2 separate regions of the Homo sapiens genome follow, and region 2 is linked to region 1. A link is a contact called in ENCODE Hi-C or POLR2A ChIA-PET data. All regions are on one chromosome and are shown on one strand. Each heading gives the region's core, a stretch centred on a gene start or an enhancer-like site at or near the end of the contact. The rest is flanking DNA. Distances are from core to core; before and after follow the strand shown. Region 1 holds the start of MAJIN (membrane anchored junction protein). Region 2 holds the start of ARL2 (ARF like GTPase 2).

Region 1 (6,707 bases), core at 3,107-5,606:
GACAATGTGACCAGGGCCCCTCTGAGAAGCCTTTCTGGGAGTCCCTGGGAGAAAGGGACCAGGAGAGGGCCGGGCATGGTAGCTCACACCTGTAATCCCAGCACTTTGGGAGGCCGAGGCAGGCGGATCACCTGAGATCAGGAGTTCCAGACCAGCCTGGCCAACATGGTGAACACCCGTCTCTACTAAAAATACAAAAATTAGCCGGGTGTGGTGGTGCACACTTGTAATCCCAGCTACTTGGGAGGCTGAGGCAGGAGAACTGCTTGAACCCAGGAGGCAGAGGTTGCAGTGAGTCGAGATTGTACCACTGCTCTCCAGCCTGGGCAACAGCGAGACTCCATCTCAAATAAATAAATAAATAGCCCAGGCACAGTGGCTCACGCTTGTAATCCCAGCACTTTGGGAGGCCGAGGTGGGTGGATCACCAAAGGTCAGGAGTTAAAGACCAGCCTGGCCAACACGGCAAAACCCCATCTCTACTAAAAATACAAAAAAAATTAGATAGGCCTGGTGGTGGGTACCTGTAATCTCAGCTACTTGGGAGGCTGAGGCAGGAGAGTTGCTTGAACCCAGGAGGCAGAGGGTGCAGTGAGCCGAGATCGTGCCATTGCACTCCAGCCTGGGCGACACTGGAACGACACTCTGTCTCAAAAATAAATAAATTAATTAAAATAAATAAAGGGACCAGGAGAGGGTAAAGTAATCCTGCCTCCAAGTCAAAGGAGTGGGACAGTAGTCAAGACCAAGGACATCCCTTGAAGGGTCAGGTGGTCAGATGGTTGTGATAAAGCACAGGATTCATGGTCCCTTGAGAGTGTCCCCGCCAGAGCTTGATTCTCAGAAGCACTTGAACTATACCCACAGCCACATGTAAAGAATGTTTCATCCAAAGTTTATCTGAGTATGGTCCCTTCTACCAGCAGCAGCAGCACCTGGGAACTTACTTGTTCAAAAGGCAAATTCTCAGACCCCCAGATCTACTAAATCAGAAACTTGGGGGCTCGGTCCAGCAATCTACAAGCCCTCTAGGTAGTTCTGATGCATGCCCACGTTTGAGAACTAATACTGGTGTAATCTGACAGGACTCCAGAGCTGGATTGCCCAGTAAACTTCCTTCATTTGAAAATTCATCAACATTCATCAAACATGGGTTAGCACCTTCTATGTGCTAGATCCCTTGTCAAGCCACATAAGAAGCCCAAAGTGGCCGGGTGCGGTGCCTCACACCTGTAATCCCACTACTTCAGGAGGCCAAGGCGGGCAGATCACGAGGTCAGGAGATCGAGACCATCCTGGCTAACACGGTGAAACCCCGTCTCTACTAAAAATACAAAAAATTAGCCAGGTGTCGTGGTGGATGCCTGTAGTCCCAGCTACTCAGGAGGCTGAGGCAGGAGAATGGCGTGAACCCGGGAGGCAGAGCTTGCAGTGAGCCGTGATCGCACCGCTGCACTCCAGCCTGGGCGACAGAGGGAGACTCCGTCTCAAAAAAAAAAAAAAAAAAAAAAAGCCCAAAGTGGTGTAAATTGCAGTTCCCACCCTCCAAGCAGACTGGCCAGTCAATACAAGGAAAGGCAAAAAAAAAAAAGGGACCTGATCTTCTGGCTAGGGGGATTACAGAGGGCTTCTCAGAGGAGGTGGCATTTGGGCTGGGCCTTGAAGGATAAGTAAGAATAAGCAGGCAGAAAATGAAAATGAAAATGAAAATGAAGAAGCCAGGTTCCAGGAACTTTTTTTTTGCGGGGGGACTCGATGTGTCCCCCAGGCCAGACTGCAGTGGCATGATCACAGCTCACTGCAGCCTTGGACCCCTGGGCTCAAGCAATCCTCCCCCTCAGCCTCCTGAGTAACTGGGAATACAGGCATGCACTTCTATGTCTGGCTATTTTTTTTATTTTTTTGTGGAGATGGAGTCTTACTATGTTGCCCAGGCGAGTCTTGAACTCCTGGCCTCAAGAGATCCTCCTGTCTCCCAACGTGTTGGGATTACAGGTGTGAACCATCACGCCTGGCCTCAGGAACATATTTCTGAGACCAAAATCCAACTTTTAAGAGCATCTTATTGCTGTAGGGATAAATTCAAGTACCTCAAGTACCTCAGCACAAGCTTCTTCGTAGTCTAGCCCCTGTGTCTCCCCTCAACCATATCTCCTGCCACTCCACACCTGTTTCTTTCTTTTTCTTTTCTTTCTTTCTTTCTTTTTTTTTTTTTTTTTTTGAGATGAAGTTTCACATTTTTTGCCCGGGCTGGAGTGCAATGGTGCAGTCTCAGCTCACTGCAACCTCCACCCCCCGATTTCAAGTGATTCTCCTGCCTCAGCCTCCAAGTAGCTGGGATTAAGGTGCATGCCACCTTGCCTGGCTGATTTTGTGGTGTGTTTTTTGTTTGTTTTAGTAGAGACAGGGTCTCACCATGTTGGCCAGGCTGGTCTCAAACTCCTGACCTCAGGTGATCTGCCCGCCTCCGCCTCCCAAAGTGCTGGGATTACAGGTGTGAGCCACTGCACACGGCCACCTGTTTCTTATAGTTAAGTAACACTGAACTTCTTGGAGACAGACACACACACAGCATGCTATTTTTTGTTGCCAGGCTTTTGCCATGTGCTGGCTGGCTTGACAGATCTGGTATATGTGCTTTGAATTCTGTTGTCATCTGCGAGCGTTGCTGTTGAAATGTTCCAGTATGGCAGGCTAAGTCTGAATCCATACGAGTCTCTTTAGCACTGTAAATTGTTTCTGAGTTAGGGTATAGGTTTATTAATTCTCAAGAATCCCAAGGGCCCATAAAAAGGTGCTCAACGTTATTAGTCGTTAGGGAAATGCAAATTAAATCTATAACTAGATACCACTACACATCTATTAGGATGGCAAAAAATTTTTAACTGAAAATATCAAGTGCTGGCAAGGATGCAGAGCAATTCTCACACTCTGCTGACGGGAGTGCAGAATGGTACAGCCACTCTGGAAAACTGCTTCGCAGTTTCTTTCTTTCTTTTTTTTTTTTTGAGATGGAGCCTCACTCTGTAGCCCAGGCTGGAGTGCACTGGAGTGATCTCAGCTCACTGCAACCTCTGCCTCCCAGGTTCAAGCAATTCTCCTGCCTCAGCCTCCAGAGTAGCTGGGATTACAGGCACGTGGCCACCATGCCCAACTCTAATTTTCGTATTTTTAGTAGAGACGTAGTTTCACCATGTTGCCCAGGCTGGTCTTGAACTCCTGACCTCGTGATTTGCCTGCCTTGGCCTCCCAAAGTGCTGGGATTACAGATGTGAGCCACCGCGCCCAGGCCCCCACTCCCCCCGATTTTTTTTTCTTTTTTGAGACGGAGTTTTGCTCTTGTTGCCCAGGCTGGAGTGCAATGGTGTGATCTCAGCTCACTGCAAGCTCTGCCTCCCGGGTTCAAGAGATTCTTGTGCTTCAGCCTCCCGAGTTGCAGGGATTACAGGTGTGCCCCACCGTGCCTGGCTAATCTTGTTTTTGCTTTGTTTTGTTTGAGACGGAGTCTTGCTCTGTCGCCCAGGCTAGAGTCCAGTGGCGCAATCTCGCAAACTCGGCTCACTGCAAGCTCCGCCTACCGAGTTCACGCCATTCTCCTGCCTCAGCCTCCTGAGTAGCTGGGACTACAGGCGCCCGCCACCACGGCTAGTTTTTTGTATTTTTTGTTATTTTTAGTAGAGACGGGGTTTCACCGTGTTAGCCAGGATGGTCTGGATCTCCTGACCTCGTGATCTGCCCTCCTCGGCCTCCCAAAGTGCTGGGATTACAGGAGTGAGCCACCGCGCCTGGCTAAGCTTGTATTTTTACAAAATAGAGATGGGGTTTCACCACATTGGCCAGGTTGGTCTCAAACTCCTGACCTTAGGTTATCCACCCACCTTGGCCTCCCAAAGTGCTGGAATTACAGGCATGAGCCACCGCGCCCGGCCCTGTCTCTACTTTTAAAAATAAGATTTAAGGAAAAAAAGTGGGAGTGCGTGTGTGTGTGTGTATGTGTGTGTAACAGGTCTCGCTTGGTCGCCCCGGCTGGAGTGCAGTGGCGCGATCTCGGCTCACTGCAGCCTCGGCCTCCTGAGCTCAAGCGATCCTAAATTTGGGGCATTAATGCCTGCCGCAGAGCATATCGCCGAGGAATAAAGGAAGGTACCCTGCATAACGCCTAGCACACAGTAAGGACTCTGCAGTCGCTAGTTCCCGACGACACCACGCTAAAGCAGGCGCGAAATAAACAATGGGCTGGTAAATCCAGGAGGGACCTGAAGGCGCCAAGGCGTCCTCTCGGTGTCGACAATGAAATGCGCACGCGCAGACCGCGGCCAGGCCTTGGAGCTGCGCCCGAAGGGGCGGTGGGAAGCGCACTTGCGCGTGCGCAGAAGGCCTGGTGGGTGCGCGGCACGAGCCCCGAAGTTGCTTAGGAGCTGGCGAGCCAGTCCCTCAAAACGACTTCGTTCGAGGTTGGCGCCCGCCTTTTTCAGAGAGCACTTCTTAGTGGGTATTCCGTCCGGGGCCACTTTTCTGAGGCCGAAGGACCCCTAGTCAGTGTGTGAGACATAGCCTGGCCGAGCCTGGGAACCACCTGGGGCTGAGGTAACGGCACACGACGGCCCGGGCCCTCGGGAAGTTGTCTTTGCGTTTCTGTTTATTTCTGAGGGAAGTTTCCGGGCCGGGCTCCACCCTCCGCCGCCGAAGTGCAGTCCCCCCTGCCCCCTGAGGTCCCTTTCTCAGCGCCGGGCTCTCGGGACACCCAGCAAGCTCGCCCAGGGTGCAGGCCGTGCCACTGCAGGGCTCCCACGGGGAGGCCGCGGGACCGGAGCGCGGGTCGCAGGCCGGGAGCGTGCGAGGTAGACCGGGGGGCTCCAGGCCTCTGTCCCCTCCTTCGGGCGAGTGACCGGCACACAGTACGGGGACCCTGCTGTCGTCCGCCGACTCCAGAGACTGCCCTTTCCCCACTCCACACCCAGCGCTTCACCCTCCTCCTCCTCCTCCTTCCCCGCCCCCCCGCAACTTCCTCCGTCCTTTTTTTTTTTTTTTTTTTTGAGGCGGGGTCTCGCTCTGTCGCCCAGGCTGGAGTTCAGTGGGGGCGATATTGACTCACTGCAACCTCCGCCTCCTGGGTTCAAGCGATTCTCCTGCCTCAGCCTCCTGAGTAGCTGGGATTACAGGCATGCGCCGCCACTCCTGGCTAATTTTTGTATTTTTGTAGAGATGGGGTTTCACCATGTTGGCCAGGCTGGTCTTGAACTCCTGACCTCAAGTGATCCACCCGCCTCTGCCTCCCAGAGTGCTGGGATTGCAGGTGCCCGCCACCATACCCGGCTAATTTTGGTGTTTTTAGTAGAGACGGTTTCACCATGTTGGCCAGACTGATCTCGAACTCCTGATTTCAGGATATCCACCCGCCTCGGCATCCCAAAGTGCTGGGATTACAGGTGTGAGCCGCTTTGCCCGGCCACACCCCACCTTCTTACCACAGACTTTCCCCAGGAACTAAAGTGCTCCTCTGGTCTATACCCACCCTCCAACCCCAGCCTAGCTGTTGCCATGAAAACAAGATTTTTTCCACTGAAACATTTCCTGTCACATCATGTCTTGATTTGAATGAGTTTCTGGCTTTCAAATGCCCGATTGCACCTTGCAAGTAAATATGAGTCATGGCACTGAGATCTCTGTGCCACTCCCCAGAGCCTTGATTGAATCTTGGCATCTGGGCAAGTGGGCAGAAAGATGCCAGCAGGTATACTTTGCCGAACATCCTTTTCTTTTTCTTTCTTCTTTTTTTCTTTTTTTTAAGACAGTGTGGGCCAGGCACGGTGGCTCATGCCTGTAATCCCAGCACTTTGGGAGGCTGAGGCAGGTGGATCACAAGGTCAGGAGATGGAGATTATCCTGGCCAACATGGTGAAACCTGGTCTCTACTAAAAATACAAAGATCAGCCGGGTGTGGTGGCAGGCTCCTGTAGTCCCAGCTACTTGGGAGGCTGAGGCAGGAGAATCGCTTGAACCCAGGAGGTGGAGGTTGCAGTGAGCCAAGATCGCACCATTGCACTCCAGCCTGGGCAACAGAACAAGACTCCGTCTCAAAAAAAAAAAAAAAAAAAAAAAGACGGAGTCTTGCTCTTGTCCCCCAGGCTGGAGTGCAATGGTGAGATTTGGGCTCACTGCAACCTCTGCCTGCTGGGTTCAAGCGATGCTCCTGCCTCAGCCTCTCAAGTAGCTGGGATTACAGGTGTCTGCCACCACACCTGGCTAATTTTGTATTTTTAGTAGAGATGGGGTTTCACCATGTTGGCCAAGCTGGTCTCGAACTCCTGACCTCAGGTGATCCACCCACTTTGGCCTCCCAAAGTGCTGGGATTACAGGCAAGTGTCACTGCGCCTGGCCCATCCTTCACTTTTTTGAACTCTAGTTCCTTCATGTATGTATCTGCAGGTAGGAAGCCAGTTTCCAGCAGTCTTATCTAGAATCTCTCTTTGGCTATCTCATTGGCATCTCAAACTTCAGCATCTCCAGATACAGACTCAACATCTTGCCTTCAAAAATTTACTTTCCAAGGCTCCTGTTTTCAGAAAATGGTGCTTTTACCTCTTCAGTTAGTTGCTCAAGCAACCAGGAGTCATCGCTCTCCCTCACCTTATCAAGTCACCAGGTCATTACTGAGGGAGGAGAATCGCTTGAACCCGGGAGGCAGAGGTTGCAGTGAGCCAAG
Region 2 (6,707 bases), core at 1,064-3,563, 42 kb before region 1:
CTGCGATTCCTTCTCTCCACTGCACTTCTCACTGAAAGGGAAAACCAAAAACCAAAAGGCCCTAGGTGAGGGGGTTCCCAGTCAACGCTCCTCCTCCCCACTCCAGCCATACTGCCCTCCTCACCAGTCCTCTGAACACGCCAGTTAGTCCTCCCAGGGCCTCTGACTTGCTGTTCCCTTTGCTTTAAAGTTTCCCCCCCCCCCGAATTGCTATATGGTTCAACCCTCGCCTCCCTCATGTACTCAATTGTCATTTTTTTTTTTTTTAACAGAGTTTCGCTCTTGTCACCCAGGCTGGACTGCAATGGCGTGATCTCAGCTCACTGCAGTCTCCGCCTCCCGGGTTCTGGCAATTCTCTTGCCTCAGCCTCCCAGGTAGCTGGGATTAAAGGTGTCCACCACCACATCCAGCTAATTTTTGTATTTTCAGTAGAGACGGGATTTCACCATGTTGGCCAGACTGGTCTCAAAACTCCTGACATCAGGCGATCCATCCGCCCCGGCCTTTCAAAGTGCTGGGATTACAGGCATGAGCCACTGCGCCCTGCCATCATACAGTGGCCTTCTTTGACCACCCTAAATTGCATTATTCTCCATACCTATATACGTAGTGGGAGTTCATCCTGGAGCAGTATAAGGCCCTGTTCCCCAGAAGCATGGTCCAAAGCATGGCCCATATATATATAGTATGTATGGAGAATATATATATGTATAAATAGAGACAGAGTCTCACTATGTTGCCCAGGCTGGTCTCAAACACCTGGGCTCAAGCGAACCTCCCACCTCAGCCTCCCAAAGTGCTAGGGTTACAGGTGTGTGCCACCGCACCCAGCCTCTATTACATATTTTACTTACTTCCTGTGTTATCATCTTTCTACCCGCGGGCAACCCCCCCGCCACACACACACACACGCATTACAGAATTTCCATGAAGGTAAGATTTTTTAGTTTTATTACCCTGGGCACTAGGACAGTGTCTAGCACATATTAGGCACTCAATATTTATCAAATGAGTGAACTGTATGCTTTTCTTAGAGCTCTTTAAAGCAGACATGCGGCCCGGCGCAGTGGCTCACGCCCATAATCCCAACAGTTTGGGAGGCCAAGGCGGGTGGATCACTTGAGGTCAGGAATTCGAGAACAGCCTGACCAACAAGGTGAAACCCCGTCTCTACTAACAATATTTAAAAAAATAGCCGGGCGTGGTGGCGGGCACCTGTAATCCCAGCTACTTGGGAGGCTGAGGCAGGAGAATTGCTTGAACTCGGGGGGCGGAGGTTGCAGCGAGCTGAGATTGTGCCACTGCACTCCAGCCTGGGCAACAAGAGCGAAACTCCGTCTCAAACAAAACAAAATAAAACAGACATGGGCCGGACTCCGTGGCTCATGCCTATATTCCCAGAGTTTTGGGAGGCTGAGGCAGGAGGATCACTTAAGCCTAGAAGCTGGAGGCTGCGGTGAGCCTTGATTGTGCCACTGCACTCCAGCCAGGGCAACAGAGCAAGACCCTGTCTCAAAAAACAAAACAGTCATGATGTGATTATTAAGTTATATGTGCACGTAAGCGTCTTATCTCCCCAGCCATTCCCCCGCGGAGCCTGGCACAGAGCTGGGGGAACAGGTGCGGGCGCCTAACTGGACTCAGAAGGCGCACAGGGCGCACGGGACACTCGGGCCCACACACACACATCCTCAGCCGCAGGGACAACCACGGGCCGCGTAACACCAAAGAGACGGACTGTTGGATCCACGCTCGAAAGGATCCGCGGAGCCCACACGCGCCACCCGCCACCCCGCACGCCCCCGGGATTCGGAGCTCGAGGGCGGGGCCGGGGCCTGGAACCCTCGGGCCCGGGGGAGGAGATCAGAGCCGGGAGGGCAGCGGCCCCACGCTTGGGCCAGGCCGCCGGGTGGTGGCGTCCGAGTTATCTCCGGGACCCACCACCCCTGACACTCGGGCCGCCTAGCCCCGCCGCTGCGCCTGCAGGACCGCTTCTGCGGCCCTCGGAGCTGGCCCCTGCCCCAGTCCTGGGGTGCGGCTCCTCCCGGCCCGACGGGGCGATTGATGGGGCCCGCGTGGTGACGCCAGGGGCAGTTGGGACGCGCCGGCCGCCGCGTTCCGCTCCCGACAGGGGGCGCCCGGCACCGCCTGCCCGGCTGGACCCCGCCACCCTCGCGGTTCCGGCGTCCGGTAGGATACAGCATGAGCAGTCGCAGCTCCCGCTCTTTCTGCTTCATCTTCTTCAGAATGGTCAGGAGCCCCATGGTCCCCGGAGCCCCCTCCCGGCCGCCGTTTCTTCCCAGTCCCGGGACCCCGCTCCCGGTTCCTGTTGGCTATCACGCTCGCCGACGGCATAGTCGATTGGCCGGACGCTCGTTTGGTCCCGCCCTTGCCGCACGTGACCGCGAGGTCGCCCGCGCAGCTGCTGCGAGGGTCCCTCTAGCGGCGCGGGGGGTTTCTGTGCTGCCGCCCGCCCTGACGCTGCGCCTCCCGAGGGCTGAGGCTGGGGGAGCAAGGGCGACTCCCCCACCCTTTCCCCTGCCGGACTGGGGCTCTTGGCCGGAGCGGAAACCTTGAAGTTCCTGAGTTGCATCTTGGCTGCGTCTGACCTGAGAGTCAGAACCCAGGGCCCCCAGGTACGGACGAACTCATCCTGGGGCCAGTGTAGGCCCCCGTTCCCAGCAACACAGTCCAAATCCTGCTCATCTGGGCCCTCGGCATCATCCTCTGACAGAGCGGAAAGTTGGGCCTCCCCCTACCCGGCTCCGGTGGCTCTCAGTTCAGGGCGGCGGTGCCCCCTGGAGGCCGTTCGGAAACATGCGGGGCGTCCCTGGGTTCCAATGACGGAATTGCAGTCCCGCCCCAAAGGCTGCCCCCACCCAGAGGCCCAGCGTTTCCCTGTTCAGAAGCACAGTTCCTACTTTTGCAGATGGAAAAACTGAGGCCCAGATGGTGCTTAGCACAGTGGCTGGCATGTAGTAGGTGCTCAATAAATATTTGTTGTTGAATGAATGGCTTTGTCCAAGAGTTTCATTCTTTACTTTAGCGCTCAAGAAGTCCAGAAGAAGTGAGGAAATAGGTCAAGGACCAAGCCCTTTTGTAAACTCAGGAGACAGCCTTATTGCTGCAGGTAAGTGTGGATAGGCAGCACGGAAGAGCCTCTCTCATGCTTGGGAAAGAGCTGTCAGCACCAGCTGAGGACAATAGCTAACTCCTGTGTAACTGTTTGCAACGCACTTCACGTGTTCAGCTTCATCCTCCCTGCAACCCTGAGAGGTTTATATTCTTTTCGTAGCTATGATAATGGAATCCAGAGTGTTTAAGGAGCATGGGTGAGATTCAAACTCAGGTCTAGTAAATGGTAAAGCACAATGTCTTCATGCCTCCATGAAGTTTGCCTAGAGAGAGGTCTGGAAGAAGCTGGAGCTTCCCATCTTGCAGAAAGGGGCTTGTGGTCAGAGGAGGGCTGAACAGATAGGCTGCCTGAGTGGGACCCTTCGGTCAGCACCATTTACCCTCCATCACACACACACAAGGAAGAAAGTGAGCATATCGCCTACCCAGAGGCTTCGAAATGCAGCTAAGATCAAAATGGGAAATGCTGGCCGGGCGCCATGGCTCACGCCTGTAAACCCAGCACTTTGGGAGGCCGAGGCAGGTGGATCACGAGGTCAGGAGTTCAAGACCAGCCTGGCCAACATGGTGAAACCCCGTCTCTACTAAGAATACAAAAAATTAGCTGGGCGTGGTGGCGGCACCTGTAATCCCAGCTATTCGGGAGGCTGAGGCAGAGAATTGCTTGAACCCAGGAGACGGAGGTTGCAGTGAGCCGAGATTGTGCCACTGCACTCCAGACTGGGTGACAGAGTGAGACTCCGTCTCAAAAAAAAAAAAAAAAAAAAAAAAGAAATGTCTAGAGGTAGGAGCCTGCCATCCTGCTTCTAGGAGCCTGCACCACAGACATTCTGGCACTGCACAGGAACAACGAAGTTCACTGTGGCATGGTTTGGAACAGCAAGAAATTGGAAAAAACCTAAGTGCCTCCAGTGAGGGCAGGTTACCTGAGCCGGGGTAGGTGCATGTGAATTCATGAAGCCCTTAAAACAGTGAAGTGGGCCAGGCGCAGTGGCTCATGTCTAATCCCAGCACTTTGGAAGGCAGAGGTGAGTGGATTGCTTGAGCCCAGGAGTTCAAGACCAGCCTGGCCAACTTAGGGAGACTCCCATCTCTATAAAAAATACAAAAATTAGCCAGACATGCTCACTTCAACCCAGGAGGCGAAGGTTGCAGTGAGCTGAAATTGTGCCACTGCACTCCAGCCTGGGCGAAATTGTCTGTCTCAAAAAAAAAAAAAAAAATTAGGTGTAGTGGTGCACATCGGTAGTTCCAGCTACCTAGGAGGCCAAGGTGGGAACCAGGGAGGATAAGGCTGCAGTGAGCCGTGATCATGCCACTGCACTCTAGCTTTCATGACAGAGTTAGACCGTCTCAAAGAAACAGAAAACAGTGAGGTGGAGCTGTAAGATACCAGTGTGGAAAGATGTCCGCGCCATATTAAATGAAAAACAAAAACAAAAATTCAGTCCTCTTTTAGTTTTAAAAATAATATTAACTGGAAATATGCCCACTTAGCAATGTTTTTTAATCTATGAGATGCATTCCATTAAGGAAGTGGATTGTAAAATTAGTGTCACAAATAGGTTGAACTGTATGAAATTGCCCATATTTGACAGTTTTGATACACAGATGTATTTCAAATGGTTCAACCTAGTAGCATTAACAAAAATGAAATAGAATGAACAGAACTGAAAACATTACTACCTTTACCCACGTAGTAAAGCTAAGTAGCGTTTGGTGAAACATTTGTTTTAGATATTTATACAGATATGTGTACTTCTCACTGTGAATCACAGTCACAAAAGTTTGAAAATCAGGGCAATGAAGTTTGGGAGAACATAAAATTATTACCTTGGGTGTGTCTATATTTTCTTTTTTTCTTTGAGACAGAGTCTGGCTCTGTCACCCAGGATGGAGTGCAGTGGCACAATCCTGGCTCACTGCAACCTCTGCCTCCCAGGTTCAAGCTATTCTCCTGCCTCAGCCTCCTGAGTAGCTGGGATTACAGGCATGAGCCACCATGCGCGGCTAATTTTTATATTTTCAGTAAAGACAGGGTTTCACCATGTTGGCCAGCTGGTCACAAACTCCTGGCCTCAAGAGATTTGCCTTCCTCAGCCTCCCAAAGGGCTGGGATTACAGGTGTGAGCCACCGCACCCAGCCTCGGATTGTTTTATTTCCTACCAGTAGCATTGAAAGAACTTGTTCAAATGTCTGGCTTAAAGTCTTGCCTGTCCATGCTGTTGTTCCCAGGGGCCACATGGTAGAATTTCAGTGAATATAAATTAAAAAAATAAAAATAAACAACATCCAAGCTCTGTGAAAAAGGGGGAGTTCAGGAAGTAACTATGTTTAGCTTTTTTTTTTTTTTTTTTGAGACAGAGTCTTGCTCTGTCGCCCAGGCTGGGGTGCAGTGGCGCAATCTCAGCTCACTGCAAGCTCCGCCTCCCGGGTTCACACCATTCTCCTGCCTCAGCCTCCCGAGTAGCTGGGACTAAAGATGCCCGCCACTATGCCTGGCTAAGTTTTTGTATTTTTAGTAGAGACGGGGTTTCACCGCGTTAGCCAGGATGGTCTCGATCTCCTGACCTCGTGATCCGCCAGCCTTGGACTCCCAAAGTGCTGGGATTACAGGCGTGAGCCACCGCGCCCGGCCAACTATGTTTAACTTTTTAAACATATTTTAGAGACAGGGTCTCACTCTGTCACCCAGGCTGGAGTGCAGTGGCACAATCATGGCTCACTGCAGCCTCAAGCAGTCCTCCCACGTCAGTCTCCTGAGTAGCTGGGACTACAGGTGCATGCCATCAAGCCCGGCTAATTTTTTAAATTTTTTGTAGAGACGAGGGTCTCGCTGTGTTACCCGGGCTGGTCTTGAACTCCTGTGCTTAGGTGATCCTCTCACCTCAGACTTCCAAAGTGCTGGGATTACAGGCATGAGCCACCCCACTTGGCCTGTGTTTAACTTTTGAAGAACTGACTGTAGCTAGAAATTGGGTGGAGAGGCATTTAAAGACAAGTAAGGGGCCTCATTACGAGCTGTGTTTTCATTTGCCTCATGGAAAGGAGGAGAGCTCTTTTTTTTTCTTTTTTTTTTTTTTGAGACGAAGTTTTGCTCTTGTTGCCCAGGTTGGAGTGCAATGGCAAAATCTCGGCTCACTGCAACCTCCATCTCCCAGGTTCAAGCGATTCTCCTGCCTCAGCCTCCCAAGTAACTGGGATTACAGGTGTGCACCACCACACCTGGCTAATTGTGTATTTTTAGTAGAGACGGGGTTTCACCATGTTTGTCAGGCTGGTCTCAAACTCCTGACCTCAAGTCATCCACCTCGGCCTCCCAAAGTGCTGAGATTACAGGCAAGAGCCAATGCACCTGGCTTTTTTTCTTTCTTTTTTTTTTACTTTCAAGCAGAGGAGCAGAAGAGCACTCTTAAATAAAATCTTTGGGAAATACCTTTGGAAGAAAACTAGGAAAGAAGATGTATAGAGCTGTAGTTATATATAATTGTGAATATGAATATATATATATATTTTTTTTTCACAAGAAAGAATCGTGAAATTAAAATACCCAAATCGTGACATCTGTGA

What was found. Hi-C counts contacts between places; a loop is a spot of excess contacts on that map. ChIA-PET counts read pairs that join two places held with the same protein, here RNA polymerase II (POLR2A). Pooled maps may share reads with other maps.
Region 2: a loop to region 1 is called in a map of B cell, with 13 times the contacts of the local background. The contact joins the promoter of ARL2 here to the promoter of MAJIN in region 1. A Hi-C loop is called at or near these places in 7 of 168 maps with a recorded cell type or tissue (B cell, CD4-positive, alpha-beta T cell, MCF 10A and 4 more), 1 of 37 single-sample maps with no recorded cell type and 14 of 50 pooled maps. POLR2A ChIA-PET finds 5 or more read pairs at or near these places in 12 of 52 experiments (B cell, CD4-positive, alpha-beta memory T cell, Caco-2 and 9 more).

What each region holds. Positions count from the first base shown.
Region 1 is chr11:64,969,757-64,976,463 of GRCh38, reverse strand. MAJIN (membrane anchored junction protein) reads left to right here and starts at 4,356. Exons shown (of 11, transcript NM_001037225.3): 1 at 4,356-4,587.
Region 2 is chr11:65,009,766-65,016,472 of GRCh38, reverse strand. ARL2 (ARF like GTPase 2) reads right to left here and starts at 2,313. Exons shown (of 5, transcript NM_001667.4): 1 at 2,201-2,313. The coding sequence starts at 2,265. It overlaps ARL2-SNX15 (ARL2-SNX15 readthrough (NMD candidate)), which reads right to left and starts at 2,313. Exons shown (of 11, transcript NR_037650.2): 1 at 2,201-2,313. RefSeq lists a silencer at 1,707-2,466.